Regions from separate parts of the Mus musculus genome. Here all the other regions are linked to region 4. Evidence: chromatin loops called from intact Hi-C (ENCODE). Cell type or tissue: heart. All regions are shown on one strand.

Region 1 (5,000 bases), 440 kb after region 4:
GCACCTGAGTTTATGATGACACATTTCCTTTATGTAGTTTTTGTTGTTGTTTGGTTTTGGGTTGTTTTTTTTTTTTTTTTTTTTTGAAACAGGGTCTCATGATGTAGTCTATGCTGACCTCAAACACACAATCCTCCTGCCTCAGGAGGACTAGGACTACAGTGTTTTGTTTGGTTGACTTTGGGAAGCAGGGAAGGTAGAGTGTTTGTTCTGGCATGAAGACCTGAATCCAGACTCCCAGGACCCGTGTTAAAGCATACCAGCATTCGGGGCGGGTGAGAGGACCTCACCATAGGCTGATCCCAAGGGCTCATGGCCAGCTGATGTTCAGTGTAAGAACATGTATGAATAAATAAGGTGAATACCAGATATCAAACTCTGGCCAGCCACCACATGAGTGCTCGGGCACACACACACACACACACACAGGCATCCACACACAATTCTTACTTCTAGCCAGGGTATGGCTCAGTGGTAGAGCCTTTGCATAGCAAGTAGAAGGCAGTCCATCCCCAGAACCGCCAAAGGCAAAAAAACCAACCAACCAAACAAACAAAAACGCTAATTCTCCTTTTCTACCAGCTGGAAGAGGCAAGAGCATGGCCTATTTTTGCTCACTGTCTCCCAAACAAAGGTTGACTATAACATAGCATGTCATAAGATCAGATGGGGAAAGGTTTTCCAAGATCTTAGATCTATTTTTGTGACTGGCAAGCAAAGGCTACTTGCCGGGAAGAGGGGCAGGGTGTGTCATGCCCACTTCATTCACCACATGCAGGAAGTTCTCCATGCCTCCTCCCAGAACCCACTCCTGATGTCAACATGGCATTTGCTTCCAAGACCCGCCACCCTTCCTGCTTCGGTACTAGTCTCCGGCTCAGCTCCCTTCCCTCCTTCAAACCCTCTTGGCACAGCAGTAACCACACCTGATCGGGTTTCACAAGAAAGCCGGTGTGAGAATTCAAAAAGCTACTACTCACTGGATATCACACAATAAACTGTGTTTCACGGAGTCCTTAAAACAGCCTTGTGAAGTAAACCGTACACATATTTCCATTTTAATAGATGGGGAAACCGAGGTTCCAAGAGACAGGTAGCTTACTCAGATCGCGAAGCCTATGAGAAGCAGGTTGGAACCTGTACCCACTGACCCTTCACACCTAGTCCAATGCTTCCTAACATTAGCCGCCCCTGTTGTTCTAGGTAAGGCTGGTGGTGTCGGCGCTGTTGACACCTCACGGCTCCCCTGGTTCATGTGCATCCATACCCAGAACTTGTCAGCTGTCTGGGCAGCACGGAGGGATCCACAAAGCCGGCTACATTCTCAGGGCTGTTCCCAGCCTCCCGGTCTTTGCAAGGTTTCCTCTGAGTCACTGAGGAAACAGAGTCAAAACACAAAGACCCGCGCAAGGTCCCTGGATTCCCTCTCGTCCACCTACAGCATAACTAGGCAAGGCCAGAAGCCGGTGTGGGCCGCCAACCGGGACCCGCGGACAGAGGTCACTGCTCCGGGACACCGGGCAGCCGGCGACGCAGGGGATGCTGCAGTGCCGGCGGCTCCGGGCTCGGCCCAAGGTCACCCTCCCCGGCCACCCGGAGCGCCCCCTGGCGTCCCGTGCGGGCCTCCCCCCTGCCCTCGGGGACACGCCTGGAACCCCGGCTGGGGCAGGAGCGGGGCGGTGGGCAGAACACCGAGGCTGAGCCGGGGAGGAGCGGGAGGCGGGGCCCACCTGATAGCTGAGGACGCCGTCCGGCTCGTTGCTCCCGGCGGGCATGGCCGGGCGGAGCCTGGTCTCGCCGGTAGGTTCCAGGTTGAGCTGCAGCAGTCCGCGCCCTGTAGTCCAGTGTGAGACGATCGCACGCGCAGCGACCCCTACCCTGGATCCAAGGATCGGTCAACCATCAACCGGCGCCACCTTCATAGCCATCAGCCCGCGAGGCGCCCGCAGCAGCCAATCAGAGGGCGCCCCGAGCAGCCAATCAGCGCGCGGAGCACGGGAGGACGCTGTCCGGCGGTACCCTGGGCTACCAGGAAGAAGGGAGGAGGGCGCCAGAGAGCCAACCCCCTCCCCGCGCCGGTTGCCTTAGAAACCGCCTCCCCCCTTAGGGGGCCTCCGGGCTCCGAGGTCCTTCCTACTGCTTGCTAGGAACTGAAAATCCCTGCCTCTGTTTGCAGCTGCACCTGACTCTTGGGAAAGTGTCAGGTTTACCTGTTCTGATTTTATTCCTCGGAAGATGGGTTTTAAATTAATAGAAAATTTCCCTCCGAAACCAAGATGGCAGGAGGAAGTAATGAGAAGAGAGAGCCTTCTAAAATTACTTTTAACCCTTGAGTTAGTGGCCAGATTGAAGAGCGTTAGAGAGCAGCAGACAGGAAGCAGTCAAAGAGGCTGAGACTCGGGTCTCCCCAGTCTAAGACTGACAGCAGACAGTGGGGGTTGAGCTGAGGGTGATTTCAACGTGTCCAAAAGACATACTGTAAGACGAATTATTGTTCAGCAGCGGAACTAACCGATCTGAGGCGAGGTTGGAAAGTGAGGAGTAAGGCATTCGACTTGATCTGAGTTTAAAAGGAAACAGAGTAGGTTAACCATCCGTAGCTTGAGAGAAAGAAAGGGGCCTTTGTCTTCTGTCTCCTGAGAGTGGAGGTGAGTCCAAGCCATTGAGGGGAAAGGGATCGTGGCAATCAATCTCAGCCTCTGCCAAAACTGCAGAAAGGAGCATGACCCAGTACATGTCAAAGTTCAACCCTTATGGTGGTGCAGGCTCATCTAGCCCTCAGGAGGCTGAGGCAGGATAGCAGCAAGTTCAAGCCTGCCTAGACTTCCTGGTTAGACCTTATCTCACACAAAAATATTTTTTTTCAATCTCCACATATCATCAGTACACACTGTAATCAAAATAAGAAACAAGATTGGGCCTTAATGTCTCTGGAGCTGGGGAAATGGCTCGGTCTAAAAAGTTCTTACCATATAAGTGTGAGGAGCAGAGTTCAATCCGCAGCACCTAGGAAAACTGGGTCTGGAGGCAAAAGCTTGTGATCTCAGTGCTGGGGAAGGTAGAGACGGCAGAGTCCCCGGAGCTTGCCAGCCAGCCTCAGTCTCAACCAATCCATGATGAGCTGCAGACTTGGTGGGAGATTCTGTCAGAGAGTGCTGGAGAGACAGCTCAGCAGCTAAGGGAACTTGTTGCTGTTCTAGAGGACCTGGGTTGGGTTCCGGGTCCTCCATGGAGGCTCATAACCATCCAGAATGCCAGTCCCAGGGAATTTTTTCATCTCTTCTGAGCTCCTCAGGTGCAAGAAATAAATGTAGCACACAGACATAGATGCAGGCAGAACACCAATGCACATTAGAAAAAAAAAAAAATAGCCTCGCAGTGGTGGCACACACCTTTAATCCCAGCACTTGGGAGGCAGAGACAGGCGGGTTTCTGAGTTTGAGGCAGCCTGGTCTACAAAGTGAGTTCCAGGACAGCCAGGGCTACACAGAGAAACCCTGTCTTGAAACAACACAACAACAACAACAACAACAACAACAACAACAACAATAGTGGAGAGCTATTGAGGAAGGTGTCTGCCATCAAACTCTGGCCTCCACATGCATACTTATACATGAGTACACACATAAATGTGCACATGTACACACTCACACACGCATGTGCATGCATGCACATCATTTTTTAAATAAGATTTAAGTATGTGATTACACTGTCGCTGTCTTCAGACACACACCAGAAGAGGGCATCAGATCCCATTACAGGTGGTTGTGAGCCACCGTGTGGTTGCTTGGATTTGAACTCAGGACCTCTGGAAGAGCAGTCAGTGCTCATAACCCCAGAGCCATCTCTCCAGCCATCACTCACATCATTATTTTTGATCATCTATAAAAGGAACCTTGCCTGGTTATCATCTCACAACGTTTTTTCTTTCTATGCCTTTGTACTCCACATAGCTTCAGAGGTTGCTAGGCATCTAGAAGATTGCAAATATATGTATGTTTATTTCAATCTATTTATACATGTATTGAGGTTCAGCGAAATGGCTCAGCAGGTGACACCACTCATCACCAAGCTTCATTATCCGAATCTGATCCCCCAGGACCTACACGATGTAAAAAGAAACCCACTCTTGCAAGCTGACCTCAGACCTCCATGTGCACAGCACGGCTTGTGCGTGTGCGCACACACCTGCCAGGGTGAAGAGAGCAAACATCTCCAGTCTGGGGCCAAGATTTGAGAGTGGTAACATGCAGAGTAGCCACAGTCGGTCCAACACGGAAAACAGTAGTGAAAAGAGCAGTAGAAAGAAATGTTATAATTAGAAGATGTTCTGGTAAGGCTGGAGAGATGGCTCGGCGGTTAAGAGCACTGACTCCTCTTCCAGAGGTCCAGAGTTCAATTCCCAGCAGCCACATGGTGGCTCACAGCCATCTGTAATGGGATCTGATGCCCTCTTCTGGTGTGTCTGAAGACAGTGACTCTGTTCTCATATACAAAAAATAAATCTAAAGGAAAAAAAACAGTGGGGTGGGGTGGGGAAGCAACTCGGTGACAGTCATCCCAACCAGTCCTAGTGAAGGGCACAACTCTAGGTCAGCCAGGTACTCAGTACAGACTTGATGCTGAAGGGGAGCAGGAGGCACACTTGGGAAGCTGGACAGGATGCTGGAGGCTTTGAGATCAATCTGTCAATATAGGGAGAACCCTGTAAGCTCTAAACTCTGTCTCTTTTTGTTTGTTTTTTTGTTTTTGGAGGCAGGGTTTCTCTGTGTAGCCCTGGCTCCTGGAACTCACTCTGTAGACCAGGCTGGCCTCAAACTCAGAAACCTGCCTGTCTCTGCCTCCCAAGTGCTGGGATTATAGGCGTGCGCCACCACATCACGCCCAAGGCAACTCTTATAAGGACAACGTTTAATTGGGGCTGGCTTACAGGTTCCGTGGTTCAGTCCATTATCATCAAGGCAGGAACATGACAGCATCCAGGCAGGCCTACATCTTCA
Region 2 (5,000 bases), 54 kb after region 4:
TCTGGGGGACAAGCAAGTCAATCTAGGTGGCTCAAGCCCAAGTTATCTATTTATCTGTCTAACCGTCTTCCTCCTCCTCTTCCTCCCTTTCCTCCTCCTCCTTCTCCTGCTTTGAAACTGTCAGAAGTCTGAACACTCAGACAGGCAGTTCTGGTGGCAGAGGAAGGAAGGGAGCTGGGGTACTTGAATCCTTCGTCCTATCTGCCGCTATCAGTTGCCCTTGGGCAACCGCAACCGGCGGAGGGGCTGTTGGTGATGGAGGTGATAATCTAGTATGCCCTGGCTTCTCGCCGCCACTGTGTCTCCCTGGGCAGCCCTCCCCTTCTTGTGTTCCTGCAGCCGGGGATGTAGGTCAATAGGAGTGGGTGGGTGAGAAAGAACAGAGACTCATCCAGACATGACACCCCTCAGGGCAACAGTGGTAACACTTGAACCTGGAAACTGCCTGAAAATAGACAGTGTGTCTATGACATTATGCAAATTGTATGCAAAGTCGAGGAGCCCTCTGTCTCTATTTCTAGCAAACGGAATGTGGTCCTGGTAGAAGCAGCAGCTTGTTTCAAGAGTCGCCCACCCGGAGCGATGACTGCACAGTTACCATCAATCCCAGCCCTGGGACACTGGACTGGGCACACAAACCCCTACCCTATCCCAGAGTAGGCTTCAATGCATGCAGATTTTGCCATCTTTTGGGCTGCCATTTCTTTATTCCGTTTGTATCCCTGACTGACCTCTGAAATCATCTTGTGGCTAAGGATAACCCTGAAATCCTGATCCTCCTGCCTCCACCTCCCAGGTGCTGGGATTGTAGGTATGCCTGGCTACACCTGGCTTTGGGATGCTGATCTTAATGCAAGGGGTAAGCCAGGGGAGGCATTGCTCCTTCCTCACAGGCTAGGGTGAGGTAGGACTGAGAGAGGATGGAGTCTGGGAAGGAAAGGAGCTGTCCATGAAAGCCGGGGTACCAAGAGGCCTTGGCAGAGGAAGGGCTGAGCGTCAGTGTCAAGGCTCAGGCTGCAGGGGCCACCCTCACTCCGTTTTGCATGCCCTACCAACCATACCCTCTCAGGGAGGGATAGAAATGCTTCCTCACTTTTTATATGTAATAAGGAAGTTGGAGGCTGGGGTCACCGCAGGAAATCAGAGCAAAGAGCAGAGAGGCTTGCGATTTCTCTTTCTTTTCCCCCAAGGCAGTAACAGCATGTGCAAGTGGCCAAGAATTTGGGTCCTAGTAACCTCGAAAGATTCTCTTCTAACAGCATGGTGACGGGTCAGTCCTGCCAGATCCTGTCCAGCCCACACGGAACTCTTGCACGGCTGTTTTCCCGCTGCCCTTTTCCCGGTCCTCAACCACACTGTGGTCATTTAGGGGCCTGGCCTGCCAGGCTGTGTGGACTCCAGGGGAAGGAAAGGTGGGAGAATGGGAATGCTATTAGTGTCACCATCCTCTGAGGGCTCCCTTCAGAGTCCTCGGGAAAGGTCTTGTCTGCTGTATGTGCCAGGGAGAGGTCCACGACCCCAGCGCAGAAGGCTGCAGATTTGTGCCCACTTGGGAGGCATGGGGAGCAGACCAAATTGTCAACCGCAGAAGAAACTGGGGCACCCTCCCTGTTTTCCTAAGAAAGGTCCAACACCCTCTTCTTAGAAAGTTTGTATTTCTGGGCTGGATTGAACCAAAAGACTCCTCCCAGCTTCCTTCAGTACGGTCTCCTATTCTCTCTCACCCCTCCAGTGGCACTTTGCTCATAGTTTCTGGGGTGGGGCGGAAGGGGACATGAGGTGTTCTCTGAGATTTCCAGGTAAGGGGAGCTTTTCATTCCGGGGGTGTGGACTAATTGCAGACAAGGGGTGGGGAGCACCTAGGGAGGGAATTAAGAAGGAGCTGAACAGGGAGGGGCGGAGCCGCCTCTGAGTAAGGAAGCACAAAGCTCCTTTGCTAGGTGTGGTTTCCAGGCACAGTCCCTACAGCCCAGAACAGCTGAACGCATGCACGCAAGCACGCACGCTGCGGCAGGGACGGGAAGGAGGGCCCAGGCCTACTGGGAGGAGCCAGCCCGCTGTAGGAAGGGAGCAGGGCAGCCGTGGGCAGCGCATTGGCCAGCAGAGGGCGACGTGGCTGTCATGGATCAGGTTGCTGTCTATCCCGGGTGGGATCTGAAGTTTGAACCTCACTCAGCACGGTTCTAGGTATGGGGGCATTCTAGAGCAAGCCTGTCCCAGGGAAATTTGGTGGTGTGTACTTTGGGATGCTCTACTTCCCATCCCCCTAGGGTTCTCTCTGGACCCCTGCAACTGGACCACTGCGGGGGGGTACTAGCCTGGAAGGCAGCAGAAACTCAGGGGGTCAAACATGGTTTATTGAAGACCTACTACATGCCTGTCACAGGCCAAGTGCTCCCACAAACTGTGTGGTTCCACTCACACACCTGCACTGGGAAGCATTTGAAGATAGTTGTCTCTAGAGGGCCACTCTCCTTGCCACGTTTCCAGTTGTTCAACCCCCCCCCCCCACCTCCACTTAGGATTTCCTGGCCTTGGAGGAGCTACTGTCTTCTGGCTCTGACTGTGGAGTCTGGGGATAAATTTGTTCCCAAGTTCAGTAGAAATAAAATCCTTCAGGCAAGAAAGCGATTCCCTGGCTCCAGTGACGGGAGAACCTTCAGACTTTGCCCCCACTGGTCTGGGGAAAGCCGGACTACTTTCTGTTTTTGTCTCGTTTCACTTCCTGGTTCTCCTTGGTCCTTGCATATTGCTGAAAGACAGGCTTGAGAGAGAGAACAGCGCTGGAGAGCTGGGAGGTCACACTGGAGGAACTCAAGAGGTCGGGGCCTGTGTGGAGCATGATGAACTCTCGCCGTTTCTCCCTTCAGTGGCCAATAGTTTCTAGGCCAGGTCTTCCCAAGATGGAGGCTGACCTTGTCTCTTGCCTGAACCCTGCTTTACCCTTCTTAAGCCTCGCCTACAGTTCACTTCTCTTCAGTCCATCAACCCAGGCTTCAGTTTCACCTGTTCAGTACGTGGGTGAACCCTTCACATTTCTAAATACCAGACTCTCTGTGTTTCTCTAGGCTACGTTCTCCCAAGGCTCACTTTCTGGGGTCTGGCCCAGGGTGTGGGCTTTGGCCAGAGAGTCACAGCCGGGGGTGGGGGTGGGGAGCAGAACCCTGGTTGCTGGAGGCTTCTTGACAGGGGCTAAGTTTCTTTCAGTATTGGAGACCCCAAAGGAAGCCACCCTTGAGCCCTGGGCAGAAGGCCAAGCCGCAGAGGGAGTCAGAAGTTCTTGTACTGCCTGGGTCCTGAGGTGGCTGCTAGCATAGCTTAAGGCAAGAACTGGGGCCTGGAGACTAGCCTAGGGGGCACTTTAGGCCATGCTGGAACCTGGCCGTTATTTACAAACCCCAGCTTGACTCAAGCGACAGCGGACAGGGCATAATAGACAAGACTCAGCTTTCACACAGCCTGAGCTTCAAAGAAAATCAGGCTCTGAGACACCTCAGAGGACATTGAGGCAAAACCTAAGATGGTAAGATGGTGAAGACCTCTCCTATCGAACGGAGCAATGCTGGGTCGATCGCTTCCACCATGATTGACCTTCTCCTCAGAGAGCCCTTGGATTTTGATGACCTAGTGAGTCAGCTGAGATGGTAAGGGGACAGAGGGTGGAAGAGTCAGGTACCGCCTGTCCCAAGAGACTAGCCAGGGGCTCTAATCAGGACAACTAAAAGGCATCATAGAAGCAATAAACACCCACAGAGAGACACTGAGGCTGCTGAGTATCCCTGGCTGAGCCCCGGCAGGTGGAATGTCTGCTGAAGCTGGACAGGGCCCTGTGCCATCCTGGCAGCTCTGACAGTTCAGTAAGGTTGACCAAGGGTAGGGAAGAGTGAAAGCCCAGGATCCGGGCCCGGGATTCCCTGGCTTGGCCACCCTGCCCTGGGAGTGGTAGTGGGTGTACCCTGCTGGCCTTGGGGATGGGGAACCCAGCCAGGCGTCAGAGAGCCGGCCACTTTGAGCAGCCCAGACGGAGGCAGATCGAATTTCAGCTCAGCTGTATTTTTGGCTGGATGGGCTGGGAGCCAAGCTGAGCAGGCACACACAGGGCAGCGTGCACACTCTCTTCACTCCCTCTACCCAGACAGGCTATGTCTTCTGCCCCAGCACACACTTTAGGCAGAGGAAGCCTGGTGGCCCTGGGCTAGTGAATCACTTTGGGCTTCTCTGGATTGTGACTGAGCTTCTGCAATGTCTTCTTTATGCGCAGTGCGGTGAGGCGAGCAGAGGGGTTGGGGTACCAGCACTCTCTCATCATCTGGGCCAGCCCGGAGAGGACCTGGGGGGTTGGGAGAGGAGCAGAGAGGAAAAAGAGGTACATGGGTCAGGAAGATGGAAAGGAGGCCCGGAAATGGCTCAGGATCGGGAGACATAGCAGGAGAAGGGACAGGGAGAGCATGTATTGGACAGGAGGCAAGAGAAGAGAATGGAGCCAGGTGGTGGTGCACACCTTTAATCCCAGCACTTAAGAGGCAAAGTCAGGAGGATCTTTGAGTTCCAGGCCAGCCAGGACTAGAGTGAGAGACAGGATAGCTAGGGTGAGATAGATCCTGTCTTGAAAAACCAAGGGGGGGGTAGAGGGAGGGGGAGGGGAGGAGCTGAGAATGAGGGAGGGAGAAGTGGAAGAAGGTGGCAAAACAAGCAGGAGAGAGCATAGGAGGGTGTGGAGGTCTTTGAGAGCCGCGCAGTGCACGGCCTCTGGTGAGCACCTGTCCCCCACCCCGCCCCCATGGCAGGATCCGCTGTGAAGGGTTTTCCTGCAAGTCTGTGTTGCACCTCTTGCAGCCTGAGACCTAGTGCACAGAGTACCGACTCCCTGCCCCTCCACCAGCCATGACTGAGAGTGAGGCAACGGCGGGCATTGCCCCAAAAGTGCCTGTTTCCCAGAAGGAGCCCATCCTGGGAAGCATAGTGGCCCCTGAACATGGCAGCCTGCCTCCTCTGGTTCC
Region 3 (5,000 bases), 150 kb after region 4:
TAGACAAGCAATCCCAATTATTCTTTCCTTTATGATGTCATATCTACCTGTGGCTATTCAAAGCCATGCTGCTTCAGGATCTTCTTCCTGTCTGTCCTCCATCTTGGTTTTTTCCTCTCCTCCTCTGAGTCCCTCTCTGTCCCTGCAACTCTTCAGGCTGCCTCCCTTTCCCCTGTCCAATCACAGGCCTCCTGCTGCACTAATATTTTAATGTAATTGGACAGGGAAAATCCTGCCACAGAAAAATTAGGGACACCGTTTAAAAGTTCTGTGGAGAGGCAGGTCCTTGCCTGCCACACACAGCTGGACTCTTAAAAATGTACCATGGGCCAAGGGAACAGTATTCTTGGCTCTCTCTCTTAGGGCTCACTACAGGTTCACAGAGGCAACACCAGAAGCAGCCTCTGGGGGCGGGGGTGTGTGTGTGGGGGAGACAAATGCATGTATTTCCAGGATTCAAAGAGCGATAACCTCTTGGTTTTTGGCGGTCCAGATAAGCTCTCCCGCAGTTTGCCATGTACCTAGCATTTGAAGACATCGTGGGAATGCCAAATCAAGCCACCTCCCCAAATTGCCAGGGGTACCCCTGAGAATTCACAGTGGGGACAGCCTCGCAAACAGAGCATGTGTAACTATAAAAACTAGGTAGGGGTGCTGGGGGGAGGGCCCTAGGAGTCTTCTCACGGCTGACACAGTTGTTTGATGGTGACACAGTCACCTGGAACTTGGCGAGTAGACCCTAGAATCTCTGCACTCATTGGAGGGATGCACTGAAGGACACATGGCTTCTCTTAAGAATGCCCAAGAGAGCTGGGGAAATGGTTCAACGGGTGCAGTACCATGCAAGTGTGAGGATCAGAGTTTGGATCCCCAGCACCCATGCAAAGCTGCATCGCTGGGGCAACTCAGCAATTCCAGCCCTTTGGAAGGCAGAACTAGGTGCTCCCTCAGATTAAGATGGCTAGCTGGGCTAACCCTATCAGTGAACTCTGGATTCAACTGAGAGAGTCTGACTTTTAGTAGGGAGGGAAGGGATAGAGCAGGTTTGCCTCAGGCCTGTACAGATGCACACACAGGGCTCCACACCACACAGAGTGGGGAGGGGAAGCGGGGAGTAGTCACAAATGGCAAGTCAGGAACCTTCCCAGGTAGGAGGGCTAGAGGCCAGCAAAATGTGGAGGCTGGAGAGAGTGTTCTTGGCACCATTCATATTTGTCAGAAGAGCATAAAATGGAGGCGAGATTGTGGAGACCTGAGGCTAGAGGAGTCAGGCGAGACTAAGCTACCCTTAAGGCCTGGTACACTACAATGAAGCCTCGACTTACAGGCGTATAGGTAGCTGTGGCTAGGGGACTGGTTCACAAAACTTCACACAGGCAGTCAACAGGCCTTTCCTGAAACTTGGGCACTAGTCAGTGTTGGAGCAACGTGAAGACTTCCTTCTCATGGGCAGGGCAGTAAAAAGATCTAACAGCAGCGTGTTGGGTGTGATAGGGGGCCGGGGATATGTGTGTGTTGACTGTGCTTGTACGTGGCTCCCAGAAGGGATGAGACAGTAGGGCCCACAGTCAAGCCACCTTGGGAAATGATGTGAGATAAGTGTGGGCCCAGTGTGTGGATGGGGGAACTGGGAATTTGCTCAGATTTAAAATGAGGGTTTAGACTAGCAGTCATACGTGCTAGCAGGCTAACAACCAGGCATGGGAGACCTTGACTGAATATGGACGCTGATAGTGAGCAGAGGGTCCAGGGCTTCTGTTAGAGGGCAAAGGGTGGTAAATGAATTAGAAGAGGTTGGGGTATCAGTGGGGTTAGAGTAGGCACTTCAATATAAGGTCCAGATTCCTACCCAGTTCCACAGCCATTGCTGTGGGTTGGGTCACCAGTTCCTGCCCTCCATAAGGTGGAGGGGGTGGGAATGGGGAGCTGCAGGGGTGGGGGAAGGAGAGCTGCTGGGAACCTCGTTCCTCTGGACCCTGAGCAGTCAGATCTGCGCCCCCCCCCCTAGCTGAGTTGTCTCTGCCTAGAGCGTTCAGCTTTCCACAAAAGTTCCTCGCCTCTACGCCACAATCTCCAGTCTTGCAACAGAGCCTCGGCATTCGAAGCCCCTCCCTCAGGCCGAGTCATGGTGTGGGCGCTGATCCTGGCCCTCTGTAACCGGTTGCTGCCCCTCACGAGCGCGCTGGACGCCATGGGCCCCCACACAGCAGTCCGCCTGGCGGAACTGCTGACCCCCGAGGAGTGCAACCACTTTCGTTCACTCCTCGAGGTACCCGAGCCCGACCTGGACAAGGAGTTGGCCCGGTTATCTGAGGACTTGCTGGCGACGCCCGAGCCACCCGCATCCCGGCGTGGGGCGCAGGACTCGGTGGGACAACAGCGGCGGGCGGCAGCGGAGCTGGTCCGGCTATCTGCGGACCGGCGGGCAACGCCCGAGCCACCCACACCCTCGCTTAGGGCGCAGGACTCGGTGGGAGAGCCGCTGCGGGCCACAACCGCGCAGGCTTCGGAGGGGAGGGAGGGCACATCCGAGTCCAGTGAGGTTTCTGACCGCTGCCGCGAGGCGCTGGCAACCTGGTTGGCCGCTCAGGCTCCGTCCCTGTCGTGGGACCGCGTGGCCCGAGCCCTACGGCGCAGTGGCCGCCCGGATGTGGCACGGGAGCTGGCCAAGAACCTCCACCAGCAGGCGACGTTGCAGCTGCGGAGGACCGGCGCAAATTACCTGCAGCAACTCCTGGCCCCAGCCCCGGCCCCGGTCCCGGTCCCGGTCCCCGCCCCCGTCCCGGGTCCCGCCCCCGGTCCCGCCAGGGTCCCTGTCCCGGCTCCGCGTGCTCGCCGCGCCGCCGCCCCCGCGCCTGACTGGGACAAGCTGGATCTGATCATGGAGCGCCTGCCGCAGCCCCCGTACACGCGCAGCCTCTCAGCCTGGGTGGGGCCGCTGGCGCTCGGCCTTTTTGCCGGCTTCCTGGGAGCGCTGTGCACCGGGGCGCTGATCACCGTGCTCACGCTGTGGATCACCGGCGACAACCGCGACGACGACCCGGCGTGGCCTCGTGCCCGCGGCCAGGCCGCCGCCTCCCGGCCCAGGCCGGCTCGGACGCCCTGCAGCTGGGAAACGGAGCCGCTCCTGCCTCGGTCCTGGGCGCCGCAGCCACCCTTGCCCCTCTGCCCGTCTCTGTGAACCGCTTGACGGCGGCGCACCGCTATAAAGTTTCCTAAAGCGGAGGAGGGAGCAGTCTGTGGCTGCTTGGATGGAAGTGGGGACAAGGGAGCTGGCCCGGGGTCCCCAGCGTTTCCCAGCGCCCGCGTGCCCCTGCTTTTGGATACTCTCTCGTCTGTCTGCTGTGTACCAGGAAACTGCTCCCTACTCCTTAGAGTCACAGTTGGCCTCTTGAACTGGAGTTGTGTGACTTGCAAGGCCGCGTGCCCGCGCATAGCACCACTCAGTCATTCGGGCCACTTTCCCACCCACCTCTGAGGGACGAGTCAGCCCTACCTGGAAACCAAACCCCGGAGTGTCTGTTGCCAGGGAATCCTAGAGTTAGGGGCCTGGAGCGAGAGAGCCATGACAGAATGACAGGCCATTCCAAGAGGAGAGTTGAAAACAAGATTGACGTAACCCTTTATTGCAAATTCTAAAGTAAAAAGATGTACAGTACAAAGTAAAATTGAAAATCCAGACTATAAACTTCCAATCCACTTATACATTCTCATTTCTCAAGCATTTCTGCCATTTCCGCATTAACAGAACAGGGAACGAGTGGAGGGGTAAGGAAGGAGATACAGCAAAGGGAAAAATCAGAAGAATCACAAACCCCAGAAGCAAGTGCAAGGAAAGACATTTCTCGACCTGCTGTCCTGGTGATGAGAAGCGGGGGGTGGTGGAGCAGTGCAGTTTAAAATGGCTCTCAGAATAGCAGCGTTTATGGTACTAGTTCCTCTTCCTCAAGTCCAAAGAATACTTTGCCCTTCCCTGGCGCCTTTGTCTCTGTATCTCAGAACGCTTTACAAAACATCTAGTTAAAGCCTCACAACACCCCTGTGAGGTAGGTCAGTATTATTACCCCCATTTTACAGATGGGGAAACTGAGGCACAGAGAGGTTAAGTGACTTGCCCAAGGCCACACAGCGAGCCAGTGGTCAAGCTAGGGATGGAACACAGTTCTGTCCCTCTTCTGGAACCACTGGACCACGCTCCCCTTTACCTATGTACATTCTTCACACACACACACACATACATGTGCACACCTGCCCACTTCACCCCACTTAGCCTCTATGTACAGCAAACAGCAGTGGGGTCAGGGGCAGGGGTGCCTCAGGAGTGTTTTAATGGAGGAAATCTTGGCAGTCTTGAGAAGAGGCAAGAAGCACAGGCCGGGGTGCAAGTCTTGTCCTCTGAACCCAGACTTCCTCTTCTCCTGACCCCCCTGGCTGACTGACGGCAGCTAATTCTTTAGGGGGCGGGGGAGTACCTGAAAATGAAGGAAGCTTTTTGCAAAACTTTGGGCAACATCTGAGAAAAGAAAGAGGCATCGTTCCAGAAGATGCCCAGGGTTCAGGTCACCATGTCCGGACCCATGGCAATTTCACCTCCACAGAAGGCCTGGAGGCTGGAGCTGAGGGACAAGGACAGGGACTGACCTACCAGCCGACTCTCTCTAGTTCAGCTACTAGAGTGGACTAGAGTGGGCACTTCAAGATCCTCCTGAGTGTTCCTAGACCAGGAGACATGGCCTGGAGAGGGATGTCCCCAAGGGATGCCCCCTCCCCTGCACAAATGTGAAGGGGACAGCCCCAGTCTGCCGGTCTGATAATGGGAGTGGATGGAAGGCAGGGCCAGCACGAGCTGGTGGACTGGAAGCTGCCGGGCAGCGTGCTTGCGCTAGCCTTGGGAGGTGGGGGGTCAGGAGAGGTTTTTTTTTTTTCTTTCTTTCTTAAATCATAACCATGAACAAGGCAGAAGTAAGGCCAGACCAGCTAGGTTGGTTGAAGTCATCTCT
Region 4 (5,000 bases):
GTAGTAGTGTTATGTGTTATTGCCATTATTTGTGTTATTTTGTTTTTTAAGTTTTATTTATTTTATGTATGAATGCTCTATCTGCATGCACACCTATATGCCAGAAGAGGGCATCAGATCCCATTACAGGTGGTTGTGAGCCACCATGGAGTTGCTGGGAACTGAACTCAGGACCTCTAGAAGAGAAGCCAGTGTTCTTAACCACTGAGCCATCTCTTCAGCCCTGTTTTTGTTTTTTGTTTGTTTTTGAGACAGGGTTTCTCTGTGTAGCTCTATAGACCAGGCTGGCCTTGAACTCAGAGATCCACCTGCCTCTGCCTTCTCTGTGCTGGGATTAAAGGCGTGCGCCACTTGGCTGTGGGGTCTTATTAGAGAGACAAGCAAGTAGCCCAGTCAGTGAGGAAGATGCTCAGCAGCGCCACTTTATCGCCAAGTCTGGAATGTGCAGGTTCAGTTTGTTACCGATTGATGGCTTGCTTCCTCGCTCTGACAGGAGGCTCTCCGTGCTCCACCCACTGCTGCCCAGGAGGAGAGCCCGCTCTTGCCTGCACTCCTCCCTCGATCATGACCCAGTGCAGCACCTGTCTCACTGGAAATGTCTCCTTCCACTTGGTGTCCATTCTCAGGCCAAGGGCCATGATGAGAGCAGAAGGATCCCATTTGTGCATCCCTGTTGCAGAGCCAGGAATGCTCTGAGCACTCCCACAAAGGCCATCTTGCCCTTCAGGAAAGCAGTGGAAGGCAGGGAGCTTGCTGACCCCTCTCTTTCACTTTGGGGTGGCAGGACGGAGGACAGGGAGAGGAGAAAGCAACACTGATCAATCTGGCTAAGCTTGCTGCTGTTGCTAGGAAGATTAGAAACTGGGCTGAAAGCTTCCAAATTCTAGGCTGGTGCTAATCCCAGGGCCTCACACTGGCTATATCATGGTAACAAGGCAAGAACAAAGGGGTCTGACTCCCTCCTTTCCTGGCCCTAACTCAGATCCCAACTCATACAAGCTTCCAGAATCAATAAAGGCTGGCTGCTAGAAATGTCTCAACCTTGTCAGCTCTGACCCCAAAGAGGGCCATATTCTAACCAGTAACTCCTTTCTGAGGAGGCCATGACCTGCCATAGGACAGTTGGAGCCTTTTAATGACTCTAAGACGTCTGGGATAGCAGCAGCTCCTCAGAGGGCTGAGACCGTCTCTTCTTCCCCTGCACTAACACCCAGGGCTCTTCAGCTGTTGGGCAGCCAGGGACCTGCAGCCCCGCAGCACTCTGAAGAACACGCTCAGCTGGCATTCCCCATACATCTGTGGACACTAGCCTCTAGTCATTGTGCTGCAGAGGGAAGTGTGTCACAACTGCCAGACACTTCTAAAACACAACTCAGTGCCCTCATAATTTCTGTGTTCCAGGGGTACCAAATGCCAGGTGTGTGTGTATGGTGTGTCTTTGTAGGGCTATGTGTACATTCATGCAAGTACCAGCAGATGCCAAAAGAGGGCATGATATCCCCTGGAACTAGAATTACAGGCCACACAACATAGTATGTGTTAACACACACACACACACACACACACACACACACACACACACACACACATACACACACACGGGCATGGGCACGCACAAAAGTCCAGCATAACCTTGTCTCTGTCTACCCCTCCCCTGCTTCTCCCATGTATATAAAAGGCTGAGACAGAGAGACTGTACATTTGTGGCTAGGCTGTCCTATATGTCTAGTCTGCCTTATGACAAAGGAGAAAAAACGAGGTGGGGGGGGAGGAAAGGGGATAGAAAAGAGAGGGGATAGAGGGGGGAGGAGAGAGGAGAGAGGAGGGAGGAGAGAGGAGAGAGGGGGGGAGGAGAGGGGATAGAGGAGGGAGGAGAGGGGATAGAGGGGGAGGAGAGGAGATAAGAGGAGGGAGGAGAGGGGATAGAGAGGGAAAGGAGAGGGGATAGAGAGGGGAAGGAGAGGGGATAGAGAGGGGAAGGAGAGGGGATAGAGAGGGGAAGGAGAGGGGATAGAGGAGGGGGAGGACCGGCAGCAGAAGCTCTGGGGCTCTAGGTATAAAACAGACCGAAACCAGTCTCATAGCTATGAGGTGACACTGAAAGGCCAGTGTCTGCTTATGGTGGCTTCCCTACGACAGTGTGTGTAACGCTTGTGCTGTGTTGTAGACCGTGTATGTGTCTCTGCCACCTGCCCAGGCAGGTGAGAACGTAATTCCTATTGTAGCAGTTTTCAAAACAAACACACGGGAGTCCCAATGGGGGCCATGCTGGGTGCAGATCGGAGAGCAAATCAAGGGATAGAGGAAGAAAAGCCTGTGGGGCATGGGAGGCCTTCTTAGCTACGCAATAACCCAGGTTCCGTGTGAGCATCTTGGCATAAAATGCTCCACATTTAAAGTGGGTTTAGAACTATGGTCTTATTCAGACCTGCTGTGTGCAGCAGAGCAGAGCAGCCAGGCCTCTCTAGCGCCAACAAGTGGCCACTGACTTTGGGACACAGTACCTTTATTGTCAGCAGCAATAAAGCCAAGGATGTTTTCATGGCGCAGCATGACGGTCTGGTAGATCTCTGCTTCACGGAACCAAGACCGTTCTTCACGAGAAGAGAAGATTTTCACAGCCACGTCACCACCCCTCCAGCGACCACGCCATACTTCCCCGAACCGGCCCTTGCCGATAATCTCTTGTAAAACAATGGTTCGGGCCACTGTGCGCTGGACAAAAAGGGGTAACCCTGTAGGCCAAAGAATAGAGAAAAATCTGACACTGCAATTTTGCCAAACTCTGGGCCTGCCACACAATATACACCCCCAGAAAGGCCCTCCACCAGGTGTCTCTCCACTCTCCCTGGCCCAATAGCCACAGGATGCTATAGCAAGGCAGGAGCCATGCTAGGTGGTTTACCAGCAGGCTAAGCACAAGTCAGCACAGAAAAACACATGCTAGCTGCCCTTAGCCAGGACTTCCCCTCCAGGCTATACGGATGAAAGACTACATGTAAATCTTTGACTAGAGTTACCAACTCACTGATGGCTGCTTTATTCTGGTGTAACAGGAAGAATGTAGCAGACTCCTGAGTTGGGCACTGCCTTCTGGCCACCCTGCTCACTAGCCACTAGAGGGCGATGCTGTGTGGCCAACAAAGCAGACCTATGGTGGAAGCACACAGGGTACGTAGCTCTGCAGAGGAAGAGCAGGAAGCTCCAGTGTAGACTGGGGACTACCCACACTAATTCATGACTCAGTTTACTGCCTTGTAGGGCTCATCATTGCTTCATTTGACTCATCTGATGTCTATCTCTCCTTCTATCCAATCCCCTTATCTATCATGACTGACTTCCATTCTCTCACTGGACCAAATAACAGCTGTTAGTAACCCTAGGTTTGCTGGATTTACTGTGTGCTTAACATGCACGTGTGTCTCCGCCAGGGCTTTACAGAAATTCCATCCTGCCCTGTCCCACTCTGCCCTCCTCCTAAAGGCGCCCGCCCGCCTGCTCTCCGGGCTCATCTCAGCCTGCTCTTGGCCCCGTGCAGCCACATCCAGCCCTGCTTCACCCCATCCTTTCTAGTAAGACACTGGCAGGCCAGTGGACCCATCCTCCACACCACTGCCAACACTGTCCACAGGGGAAAATGACCATGCGTCTGTCCGTGTAAGAACCTTCAGTCACACTCCGACCTGTGAGATAGTGTGGCCCCCAGAGTCTCTGACACCTGGCCAGCCTGCCTCCGCCCCCTCCAGACACGCCATGCCAGTCTCCTTATGAGTTTTTAAACAAACTGAACCTTCACAGCTTTCTGCTCTCTGCATTCAAAGCCTGCCCTGTGGCCTGGAACGCCCCTGCTGCTTACCTCACTTACAACCTCAACCTGTTCTTCAAGACTCCTCTATGTGTGCACGCTGTACAACCATTCCAACAACCATGCCAGCCCGTCTGAGCAGGCTAGCTCCTTCCCAGTCTTTGTTTCTAGGGGATGTTCAGTACTCATCTGTTAATAAGGCCCAGAGTTACATACATAACATGAGCTTAATGCTTTAAAGATAACATTATTTAAAAACCCAATACCTAGACTAGAGAGATGGGTCAGTGGTTAGGAACACACACTGGACAGGGCATGGCGATGCACACTGTTAATCACATGCTCAGAAAGCAAAGGCAGGTGGATTTCTATGAGTTTCATGCTAATCTAATCTACATAGTAAGTTCTAAGACAGCCAAGGTTACATAGTGAGATCTTGTCAAAAAAGCAAGCAAGCAAGTAAGCAAGCAAACAAACAAGCATGCCCAACTGCTCTTCCAGAAGATCCAAGCTCAGCTCCCAGCACCTACATCACATGGTTCACAAAGTCCAGCTTCAGTGGATCTGGCATCTCTGGCCTCTAAGGGCACCTACTCAGCTACACATACCTGCTCACCCCCTGCCCCCATAATTAAACAAATAAGACAATACTTGGGAGCTCTGTGCACTCTGTACCAAAATGGACTGAATTACCCACAGAAAACTGTCATTAAACAAAGTATCTACCAAGGCTCAGATGGTCTGAAACATCTGGAAATTCCCAGGACAGTAAGACCACCTCTCTCAGGCTCTTTCAACCACTGTCTGACCTTTGTTGGGAAAGCATATGCTGGATATTTTCTAGGTTTCTAAAAATGTGCAGCTTTTAAATATATTCATGTTGGTGCACTCTACTGCCGAGCTTCATAAAGCCAAAATGATGGATATGATATGTCAGAGCTCACAGGACTCCCTGAGTTCCAGGAGGGCATCTGGCCATGACTGATGGTACAACTTCCTTGTGTAACCACAGTCTAACCCATGGCGGGGAAACAAAGTCACACACAGTGAGACCTGTGTGTTCACATGTGTGTTCACCTGTGCTCACATGTGTGTTCACCTGTGCTCACGTGTACTCACCTGTGCTCACATGTGTGCTCACCTGTGTGTTCACCTGTGCTCACGTGTGCGCTCACCTGTGCTCACATGTGTGTTC
Region 5 (5,000 bases), 140 kb after region 4:
CACACAACACACACACACATGCACATACATAGACTCACACACACACAGACACACAGACTCACACACACAAGACACACACAGGCAGACACACAGAGATAGACACACAGACACACATAGGAAAACACAAAGAGACACACATGCACACACACACACATAGAAAGACATACAAAGATAGAAAGGCACACACAGATGCACAAACACACACATATAGATACACAGAGAGACAGAGAAAGAGACACAGACACATACAGACATACTCAGAGAAAGACATACACAGACAGACATAGAGACACATATGTACACACATGCACACACACAGAAAGACACAGACAGACAGATGGGCACGTACACACACACACACACCACCCCTGTGTGGAAAGAGAGTGCTTTCTCCAGAGTCCCAGCTACCAACCACTAGGGCAGACCACAAAAACTAACCAAGGAGCTGTTTTCCAGCCCTGGGCCACGTGCAGCTGTGTGGCAGCATATCCACAGGGAAAGGGACAGCCCTTTCGGGGCTGTTTGGCCAGGAGGATACAGTTTTCCCATGAGGTTTGAAGAGCAAACCCACAGCACTGGGAGACAGCTATGTCCATTTCCCTAGGCCAGGACAGGTGTGCTCTGTCTCACATGGGTGAAGCACAGAGCAGGGGACTAGGAAGTGGCATAAGGACCATCTTGTCCTGTCAGAGCAGGAAGACTTCTAGCCAGTCCCTTGTTCCACCCCCCCCCCGCCCCCCACGTCAGTAACCTGTTCAACAGCGGGCCAAAAGGCACCACCTGGGATTTGTAGTTTGGACTGCTTTTCACAGTCCTTTTGAATCCCCAGTCCCTCTGCCTGCTGGATATGATGCCCTTTAATCTGGAGATACAGGTTCCATAAGGTTGGGTAGTCTGCTCAGGGTCCCCTGTAAGTGTCTGAGTCTGGCTCTGAAATACGCTTCTGATTCAAAGCTCCTATCTTGCCCAAGTCCTGTGTCTTCCCTCACCCCTGGCCTGGCTGACCTAGGGGCTATAGGACAGAGTATGATTTGGGAGGGTTGCAGGAGGGCTGGTGGCTGTGTGGACATGTTAAGGGCTGGTAGCGGGGAGGGAGTTGCAGATCTCCAGCCATCCTGAAGGCCAGACCTGTGTGGCTTGGTCTGTAAGGATGGACCTCGCTCCAGTCTGCAGTCTTCAATGTGTTGTATGCATTCGCAGGTCCAGTCTTGCAGTGTGTTGTATGCATTCGCAGGTGCTCTTGCTGGATACCGGCACTTCCAAGTGCACACGGACCCAAGGCTGCACACACTCTTGCTTTCTGGTGTGTCTCCAGGCTCCTTTTGCTACCAGGTTTTTCAACTTGAACACAGGTGCTGGGGCCTGGCCTCCCTTCCTTTTTTTGTTCAACCCTGTCCTTATACACTAAGATTTAGACCAGATCTTTGTCCTTTCCCTTGCTGGGCTTGAGGGGAATGTAACACTCTAGAACCCAGCTCAGCAGAAGTTGCTGGAAGAACAGCTCTTGCCTCCCTGCTATCCTAAAGGCCATGTAACAGGTCATGGTCACCACGTGTAGACAGACATCCTCAAAAGAAGTGGTTCAGAGCCTGGCTGGCAGTTAGTGGGGACCTAGGGTCAAGGGAAGTCATCTTGGAGATATGAAGAGTACACTCACCAGGGGGAAGGACCTGGTGTACAGCAGTTAGGCTGGACTGATGATCCTGTGCTAGCTCGAGATGGGGATCTATTGAGGTGGGTGGACCGTCAAGCTTTTGGTCACGAGGTGGATACGGACGCAGATAAGAGTGAAAACAGGAGCCATGGTTTCGTGTTTCTTTTTTTCCTGGCTAACGTGGGGAGACCTTGACCTGAAGTGTTTGAGGAGAGCCAGCGAATGAGTGGTATAGGTGCCATGTCAAGCACGGGGTCTCCTGCAGAGGAAATTGAGGGCCGAATCAGTCTAGGAGAACCCGTCAAAGTGGAAACCTGGGATCCTTAGTCCGATGAGTGAGCGCCAGCGCTGCCTAGCGGAGGACTTGGGTGAAGACTGCTGGAGCCAAGGCTGGACAGTAAGAAGAGACACTGCCCGATAAGGGAGTCGAGGGTCGGGCCCAGGCCTGGACCTTCATTGTGCCCTTCTTCCCTCCGTTGGGTTTGTGTACCCAGGGGAGACGCGGTCCTCAAAGTCACATGTTTTTCCTCTGAGCCAGAACACAGGTAATAGTAACTGTGGGCAGAGCCTGGGTTTGATGTAGTGACACACTTGCATTGATGTAACTGATGCTACCTCCTGTGACCCTGTCACTGGGTCACTTGTCACCGGACGTCCTGGGAAACTGCTCTTTTGACTGGCTCTCATCTTTGAAAACCCCTCAGAGAGAGCTGAGGCTCTGAAAAACACGCCCCTCATGTAGTACGTCTGGCTGCTGGCACCCTCCAGGACTTACCTTCCTTCTAGGAGCCAGTGACTTTCCTAATGCCTTCTCTGTGGACCATCAGGCATTTGGCTACGTGGTTGATATAGATGGTTAACATGGGGGGGGGGATTCACTTTCCAAGGCTGTCTTTTGCCATTAGCCATGGCACGGCCACGTTGCTGTGTATGACCATTGCCACTATGGCTGGGTGTGCAGAGCCGGTGGAAACACTTCAACCCCATCTCTTGGTCCTCTCTACAGGCTCACCGTGGTTAGTTTTGTTGGTGTGCACTGTACAAGAGCCCGTCTAGCTCTGTAGGTTGTGATGTCTCCAGCAGGTGGCAATAGAGTATCCTAAGGGAGCCGCCTGTGGTTTGCTTTGCTCTGTGCAGTTGAGGCTGGCGTTAAACACCAGGGCTCAGGCTCCTGAGTGCAAGGAATGCAGGCAGGCACAGCTGCATCTGACCAGCCCTGCTGTTCCAGATGTACTGGTCCTGTCATCCGGGATGCACTGACACCCCCCCACCCCCGCCCGTAACCCTTCATGGTGCTACCAAAATACCAGTCTTTTGGTGAGTCCTTAACTAGGAGTGTTATGCTCTCAAGAGCCCCAAGGTCAAAGGCCTCTATTTCCTTACTCCACAAAGGATGTTGCTTTCTCGACTTCTCAGCTGGCTGAACCATTCGGGATACCTTTTGATCTAACCCCAGGCCTAGTAGGACATGCAGGATTTGATATGATTGATATGATATTGCCAAGAAGCTTGGGAGTGTTTACCTGGCCCGCGGGAGACTGTGGGTTCCAACCCCAGTGCAGCAAAATATGCACATACCAACACAGAGTTTGGAAGCTTTGGGCTTGAGAAATAATCACTGTAAAATCAGTATGCCATGGGCTTATGTCATCTTTGGAATTTTGTCCTTGGGTCAGGTCGGTTCACTGGAGGCAGGTGCCTACATGGTTCTATTTCTTGGGCCCTGTATCTCTTATTGGTTCAGGACTGGTGCCTTGATGGGTGCTAGAGGAGGGTGTAGGACCAGCCTGGGAACATTTACCCTCTTCATGGTCCAGAGGTGGTATCTCACAGATTGGCTCTAGGATCCCCACACCACAAATAGTTTTGCTCCCTTTGAGTAAGGGTGTTTTGTGAAATGAGTCTGACCACAGCTCCCTCTTCATTTGGTGACTGGGGAGCTCAGAACAAAGTAGGGTTCATCTTTAACCCCTCGGGTGATAGAACCCGGGTCCCCGAGCATGAGATGAGGCAGGTACTTTACCAGCCCTGTGATGCACTTGACATGATCTGCATGCTCGTACTATCTCACATACCTCAGCACACCATCTGTTCATCCCAAATAATGTTTGTAAGGTGATAAGAGTCATTTTGGATGGAGCAGGTAGCAGGCAAACAAACAGCATTCGGTCAGGTTCTAGTTTTTTGTTTTAAATTATTTATTATTTATTTAATGTGTATGAGTACACTGTAGCTGTCTTCAGACACACTAGAAAAGGGCACCAGTCCCCATTACAGACAGTTGTGAACCACCATGTGGTTGCTGGGAATTGAACTCAGGACCTCTGGAAGAGCAGTCGGTGCTCTTACCCACTGAGCCATCTCTCCAGCTCCCAGGTTCTAGTTTCTTTAGGCCAGTGGTTCTCAATCTTCCTAATGCTGCAACCTTAAATATAGTTGCTCATGTTATGGTAATTCTCAACCACAAAATTATTTTTGTTGCTACTCCATAACTCTAATTTGGCTACTGTTACGAATCATAATATAAATTTGAGTGGGTTGGGGCGGGGAGGGGTATGACCTGAAGATTGAGCTTTAGCCAAAGGCCGGAAGAAATCAAACCGCAAGGAAATAAGGTTGCTGGGCTAGCCACTGTGGTTTCCAGGGCTGATGGGTACGCTCACATCCCAGGGCCTATGGTGGACCTTTGAATCTCAAGGGAACGCCAAGGTGGACAGAGTAGGATGTCAACCTGTTGGGCCTCATATCCAGCAGCTCTGGACAGGCTGCACTAATCTTTACAAACCTTGATACGCTGCAGTGGCTGGCCCATAGTGAGCGAACAGCAAGTGTCTGCTACGGGTGAGCCTCACATGGTCTGGCCCTTCCCTCGATCTGGTCCATGGAGGGGCATAGCCGGTGTGGTCAGGGTAACTTGCCGGGAGTGAAGGTTTACTATGGCATTTCTGCATTCCTCTTGGAGTACAGCAAACTATTTTAAAAAACTAACTCTAGGTCTAAAGGGTCTCGGGTAGCCTGTCATTGGCTAACCAAGCTGTCAGTGGGTCCCTAGAGCCACTGCAGGAGCTGACCAGCCGCTGTTCTTCTCGCCTGCAGCTCTGTTGAAGATGCACTGGACACCGGAACACGCCCAGCCCCTAAACCAGTGGCCAGAGCAGCACCTGGACGTCTCCTCCACCACTCCGTCGCCGGCTCACAAGTTGGAGTTGCCTCCAGGGGGTCGCCAGCGCTGCCACTACGCTTGGGCACACGACGACATTTCCGCCCTCACAGCCTCCAACCTCCTCAAGCGCTACGCCGAGAAGTACTCCGGAGTCCTGGACTACGAGCGCCCGGGCCTGGGCAG
Region 6 (5,000 bases), 81 kb after region 4:
AAGTGAGCTGTCTGTGCCCTTCTGTAACTTTTCTGTAAACTGAAACTGTACTAAAAGTGCAGAGTTGCTTTTGTTTTTGATGAGGCAGGGTCTCTCTTTGTAGCTCTAGCTGGCCTGGAACTCACTTAGTAGACCAGGCAGGCTCCAAACTCAGAGTTCTGCCTGCCTCTGCTGGGATTAGGCATGCGCCACCATACCCAGGCATACTGTAGAGCTTTTCTTGTTTTGGTTTGTTTGTTTGTTTGTTCTTTTAAGATTTATTTATTTTATTTACGTGAGTACACTGTCGGTCTCTTCAGACACACCAGAAGAGGGCACTGGATCCCATTACATATGGTTGTGAGCCACCATGTGGTTGCTGAGAATTGAACTCAGGACCTCTGGAAGAGCCATCAGTGCTCTCAACTGCTCTCCAATCCTTTTATTTAATTTTATTTTAAGTGTATAGGTCTTTTGTCTGCATGTAGCTCTAAGCACCAAGTGAGTGCCTGGTACTCAAGAAGATCAAACAGGGCATCAGATCCCCATTACTGGAGTTACAGATGGTTGTAAGCCTCCATGTGGGTGCTGGGAACCAAACCTGGGTGCAAGGGCAGACAGTGCTCTTTACCTCTGAGCCATCTCTCCAGGGTCCCAGTTAGCTGGACGGCGCTCCTCACATCCAGGTAGCTCTCTCATTCTCAGTTAAGCATCCATGGACCCCCACAGGCACGTCTCTTGTGTGATTCTGATTCACAAGAAGTTGAGGATAAACAAAAGCCGACACGCATGATTACACGAGGGAGATTTTTTCACTTTGATGAACGGTATGCCATGCACGCCTCCCTAGCCTCAGCTATTTATTTGATACAACTTGGAGATTTCATGTGAGAGCAGTTTGCTTTCCCTTGCTTTAGGACGACCTACACAGAATACAGCGTGGGTATCACTACCATAACCACTGTAGCCAGCCAGTCCCCTGCCTGCAGACACTGGGTTGGTCCCTTCTCTGCTGCAGACGCTGCTGTGGACAACCGTGTATACTTGGTGGGAGCAGGTTCCCGCTGGCAGAGATAGCTGGGAAGCAGAAAGAGGCCCTGGCGGGGAATGTGTCTTACTTGCTGCCTCCAGCTTGGCCCAGCCCACCTCCTCGTGGTTCTGTTTCTTCCTCCTTCTTCTTCCTCTCCTGGAATCTCCAGACTGGAGGAGCCAGACTTTGCTGCCCCTGAGGCCTGAGTGTCAGCTCATACCGTGCAGAAGGGGAGGGTGCTTTAGAGAGGAGGATCTTAGGGACTTGGGACCTGGTGCTGTCCCTGGACTGTAGCCACTGGGAAAACATACTCTGAGGGCTTTGGTTGGGGGCAAAGACCTGGGGGACAGGGACTTGCTGAGGAGGGTGGGGTTCTGGGGGTGGCGGAGGGGCAGTACCTAAAAGTTCTGGCACTGATTTGCCTCTAGTGCCCAGCTTGGGTGGGTGATCAGGGCACAGTGTGTGGCAGGCAGTGCTCAGGAAGGGACTGGCTAAGCTGGTGGTGACAGTCACCAAGTGGTCCAGGACACCCCCTTCCTGCGGAGACTGAGCAAAAGAGAGGCTCAGAGTAGCCTGTAGCCTTTCTAGGAGGGATGGGGCAGCTGGAGCCTGGGCCTGGGCCTGGGCCTGGGCCACAAGTTGAGCCAAGGCTGGCCACTCTGGCTGGTAATGCAGGCTGAGCTGCTCCGCCTGGGGCCGCCTCAGCAGCTGCCGGATCTTCTGAGCAGTGTCAAAGCTGTCGGTCAGAACGGCCCATTCCAAGGCTGTCTTGCCCCGGACAGGATCCACGGAGCTCAGGTCAGCACCTGCAAGTGGCGCAGTGTGACAGATTGGTTAGTGAGCCACGGGCTGTACAAGGACACGTTCTACAGCAGCAGGGCTGATTTAAGCCAGATTCAAAACACCTCACAGACTGAAAGCCCAGGGCTGCAGACTTCTGTATAAGAGACAGGAAGCTACCAAGGTCAGGACTGGGGGAACCTTGCAGTGAGCAAACGGGGTCTCCAGCAGGCTCGCAGAGCCACCCTAGCAGGGTGGAGCATAGTATGCTCAAGACACAGCTGCTTGGGGGCAGTGCCCCGTTGCTGGACCCCTCCCATTTTGTTTCTTCATTCTCATGCCCTTGTCTCTGGGGCCAGAGAGACAGTCACTCTGAAACACCCACGGGGGTTGGGAAGGGAAAAGGTGGAGGCAGAGATTTCTCAGAGAAACCAGTAGAGGGCACCATCAGTCACCTTAGGGAGTAAGAAGGGCTCTACAAGACCATACACAGAGTGGTCCTTCACACACAGAGTGGTCCTCCACACACAGAGTGATCCTCCACACACACAGAGTGGCCCTCCACACACAGAGTGATCCTCCACACACACAGAGTGGTCCTCCACACACACAGAGTGGTCCTCCAGACACAGAGTGGTCCTCCATGCACACAGAGTGGTCCTCCATGCACACAGAGTGGTCCTCCATGCACACAGAGTGGTCCTCTACACACACAGAGTGGTCTTCCACCTACAGAGTGGTCCTCTACACACACAGAGTGGTCCTCCACACACACAGAGTGGTCCTCCAGACACAGAGTGGTCCTCCATGCACACAGAGTGGTCCTCTACACACACAGAGTGGTCTTCCACCTACAGAGTGGTCCTCTACACACACAGAGTGGTCCTCCACACACACAGAGTGGTCTTCCACACACAGAGAGTGGTCCTCCTCCCCATGCAAGGCTCCAGCTGCAACTGAATACTGCCTAAGGTTGGAATCAGTCCTCACGGATACCCCATCCATCAACCTTCACAGTGCTGTGGCCATCTTTCTCCGCCCGGGCCTCGGGCAGAGGCAAGGCTGGGACTAGAACTCAAGAGTCTGGTTTTAGGTACCACCACACCCTCACACCTTTCCCCATCTTATGTCTACACTCTTTGCTGGGACCCCCATAAACAGCTGTAGCTAACTGCACTAGTAGACTGTGAGAGGGTGGTAGCACGGGCCTCCTCCAATAAGTTGGCCTCGATCCATATTCCATTCCCATCTCTCTTTGTTTTTGTTTTTGTTTTTTGGTTTTTCGAGACAGGGTTTCTCTGTATAGCCCTGGCTGTCCTGGAACTCACTCTGTAGACCAATCTGGCCTCGAACTCAGAAATCCACCTGCCTCTACCTCCCAAGTGCTGGGATTAAAGGCATGCACTACTACTGCCCGGCTCCACCTCTCTTGCTGTAGCTAAATGGTATCTGCTGGGGTGGTAGTGGAGAAAGTGCAGCTTCACACCTGCCATAACACACCTGCCATAACACACCTGCCATTACATACCAGCCAGAGAACACCTGCCACAGCACATTTATCATAGCACACCTGCCATAGCACATCTGCTATTACACACCTGCCATACATATTACACCTTCCATAGCAGACCTGCCATAGTATACCTGCCATAGCACAGGGGCTGTGGCCCTAATGGCTGGGAGTGGGGATGGGGTGGAGTTGGGGGTAAGGGTGGGATTGCTGTGGGATGAGGTGGGAGTGTGGTGTCTCACACCTACATGAGCAGCCATACAACACCTGCCATTACACACCTCCCACAGCACACCTCCCACAGCACACCTGCCACAGCACATTTTTCATAGCAACCTGCCATAGTACACATGTCAGAGCATACTTGCTAGAACACACCTGCCAGCGCACACCTGGCAGAGAACACCTGCCACTGCACACCTGCCATAGCACACCTGGCAAAGCACATATGGCATAGTACACCTGCCATTGCACACCTGCCATTGCACACCTGCCATAAGGAGGGCAACTACACACTCGGAGCGATCTTGAATGGCAGCCTTCATCAGAGCTGTGAGTCCCCGCTGGTCCCTGCGTTCCAGGTCCAGGCCAGCAAAGTAGTTGAGCAGGAGAGTCACAAGAGACATGTGACCTGCAGAGACAGGACCACATAGCTAGTCTCTCAAGGTAAGGGAATGCTGAAGCTTGGCCTGGGAGACTCTTGTGCAAGGTTTGGGGCTGCTGTCCTAATGGCTGGGAGTGAGGGTGGGATGGAGTTGGGGGTGAAGGTGGGGTAGGTGTGGGCTGGGGTGGGGCGTTGTGTCTCACACCTGCTTGGGCAGCCAGCATGAGGGCTGTGTTCCCGTCTTTGTCTTGCTGGTTCACATCCAGGAAAGGACAGCAGCTGAGCAGAGCCACAATGGAACCAAAGCCATGGTAGCATGCAACCATGAGGCCTGTCTAGGGGACAGAGCAGCTTGGACCCCCACTTTCCACTAAGTTCTTCTTAGGACCTCCTTTCCCTCCTAAGTCTGTTTTCCCCCAGGGCCTATCCCAACCCCTGTCAAGATGGTTTTCACCCATCTAGAGTGGGGATGACTCTGTGACTCTCTGGGGACCCAGACCAGGATGTTATGTATGAAGCCTGGACTGTCCTCAACTGTTCTGGTGAGCCCTGGGGCATCTCACCCTCCCGTTGCTGTCCACTTGGGAGGCCTCCTCTGGGGACACACCAGCGTCCAGCCTGGCTTGGAGCTCAGCAAGGTCATTGTGGACACATGCCCAGTACAGTGTCTTCAAATTGCATTCAGGGGTTGAGGTCTTGTTGCTGGGGAAGGGCAGGGCCTCAGACATGTCCAGTCCTCTCGGGGCAATAGTGACTCCTCTGCCGCCGGCCCGAGTCCCTCTTTATTCAGCAGGCAGCTATGACAAAACGCCAAGGAGCAGTTCCTCCTGCAACCCTGAGTGAATAAGTCCCTGCAGCTGCACCGTCTCCCCAGGACAAACCTTTACCCTGGAGGGTGTCTCACCTCTGCCTAGACCCAAGACAGGTAGCCAAGCATCTTACTGTATGTAGGTCAGGTTCTCAAGGAAGCTCATGACAGGGGTTATCATTTCCCATCCCCCAACCTTACCTGGGACTCTAGGGTCTCCATCACAGCAGAGGGCCAGCCTGTGGCTCAGTCCACCCCCACACCTCAAAAGCTCACTAGCCCTTCTGTG

Evidence for each region. Peaks named below come from ENCODE experiments on the same cell type or tissue, not always from the same donor. Only the 100,000 strongest peaks of a DNase experiment are listed, where the experiment ranks them.
Region 1: it touches region 4 in a loop (5-fold over the local background); 4 of 42 quality-filtered maps call a loop at or near these places.
Region 2: a loop joins it to region 4, with 3 times the contacts of the local background. A loop is called at or near these places in 12 of 42 quality-filtered maps.
Region 3: it touches region 4 in a loop (3-fold over the local background); 2 of 42 quality-filtered maps call a loop at or near these places.
Region 5: it touches region 4 in a loop (2.5-fold over the local background); 3 of 42 quality-filtered maps call a loop at or near these places.
Region 6: it touches region 4 in a loop (4-fold over the local background); 4 of 42 quality-filtered maps call a loop at or near these places.

Annotation. Positions count from the first base shown.
Region 1 is chr15:100,758,705-100,763,704 of GRCm38, reverse strand. Slc4a8 (solute carrier family 4 (anion exchanger), member 8) reads right to left here and starts at 1,958. Exons shown (of 25, transcript NM_021530.2): 1 at 1,731-1,958. The coding sequence starts at 1,775. Gm52175 (a long non-coding RNA gene) reads left to right here. Exons shown (of 3, transcript XR_003951485.1): 3 at 779-1,016. In heart, CTCF peaks have their summits at 1,617 (motif pointing left) and 2,049; a DNase peak (open chromatin) is centred at 1,974; H3K4me3 peaks cover 1,453 bases; H3K27ac peaks cover 1,142 bases; H3K27me3 peaks cover 2,179 bases.
Region 2 is chr15:101,142,673-101,147,672 of GRCm38, reverse strand. Acvrl1 (activin A receptor, type II-like 1) reads right to left here. Exons shown (of 11, transcript NM_001277257.1): 11 at 2,337-4,330. The coding sequence ends at 4,196. Among named protein-coding and RNA genes, the nearest start is that of Acvrl1, 17 kb to the right of the region's middle. In heart, no CTCF peak of the experiment used is centred here; DNase peaks (open chromatin) are centred at 892, 1,422, 2,042, 3,952 and 3 weaker places; H3K4me3 peaks cover 1,362 bases; H3K27ac peaks cover 3,975 bases.
Region 3 is chr15:101,044,523-101,049,522 of GRCm38, reverse strand. Scn8a (sodium channel, voltage-gated, type VIII, alpha) reads right to left here. Exons shown (of 26, transcript NM_011323.3): 26 at 3,585-5,000. Among named protein-coding and RNA genes, the nearest start is that of Fignl2, 7.4 kb to the left of the region's middle. In heart, a CTCF peak has its summit at 2,693; DNase peaks (open chromatin) are centred at 2,112, 2,742 and 4,802; H3K4me3 peaks cover 1,711 bases; H3K27ac peaks cover 1,392 bases; H3K27me3 peaks cover 5,000 bases.
Region 4 is chr15:101,196,519-101,201,518 of GRCm38, reverse strand. Acvr1b (activin A receptor, type 1B) reads right to left here. Exons shown (of 9, transcript NM_007395.4): 4 at 2,505-2,735. Among named protein-coding and RNA genes, the nearest start is that of Mir6962, 5.2 kb to the right of the region's middle. In heart, a CTCF peak has its summit at 2,463; DNase peaks (open chromatin) are centred at 3,138 and 3,580.
Region 5 is chr15:101,054,161-101,059,160 of GRCm38, reverse strand. Fignl2 (fidgetin-like 2) reads left to right here and starts at 4,762. Exons shown (of 1, transcript NM_001214911.2): 1 at 4,762-5,000. The coding sequence starts at 4,762. In heart, a CTCF peak has its summit at 2,738 (motif pointing right); a DNase peak (open chromatin) is centred at 2,776; H3K4me3 peaks cover 317 bases; H3K27ac peaks cover 100 bases; H3K27me3 peaks cover 3,926 bases.
Region 6 is chr15:101,115,815-101,120,814 of GRCm38, reverse strand. It overlaps Ankrd33 (ankyrin repeat domain 33), which reads right to left. Exons shown (of 5, transcript NM_001374225.1): 1 at 4,913-5,000; 2 at 4,467-4,700; 3 at 4,109-4,238; 4 at 3,790-3,930; 5 at 823-1,815. The coding sequence starts at 4,631. The coding sequence ends at 1,094. Among named protein-coding and RNA genes, the nearest start is that of Ankrd33, 2.6 kb to the right of the region's middle. In heart, a CTCF peak has its summit at 2,219 (motif pointing right); DNase peaks (open chromatin) are centred at 2,207 and 4,904; H3K27ac peaks cover 214 bases; H3K27me3 peaks cover 879 bases.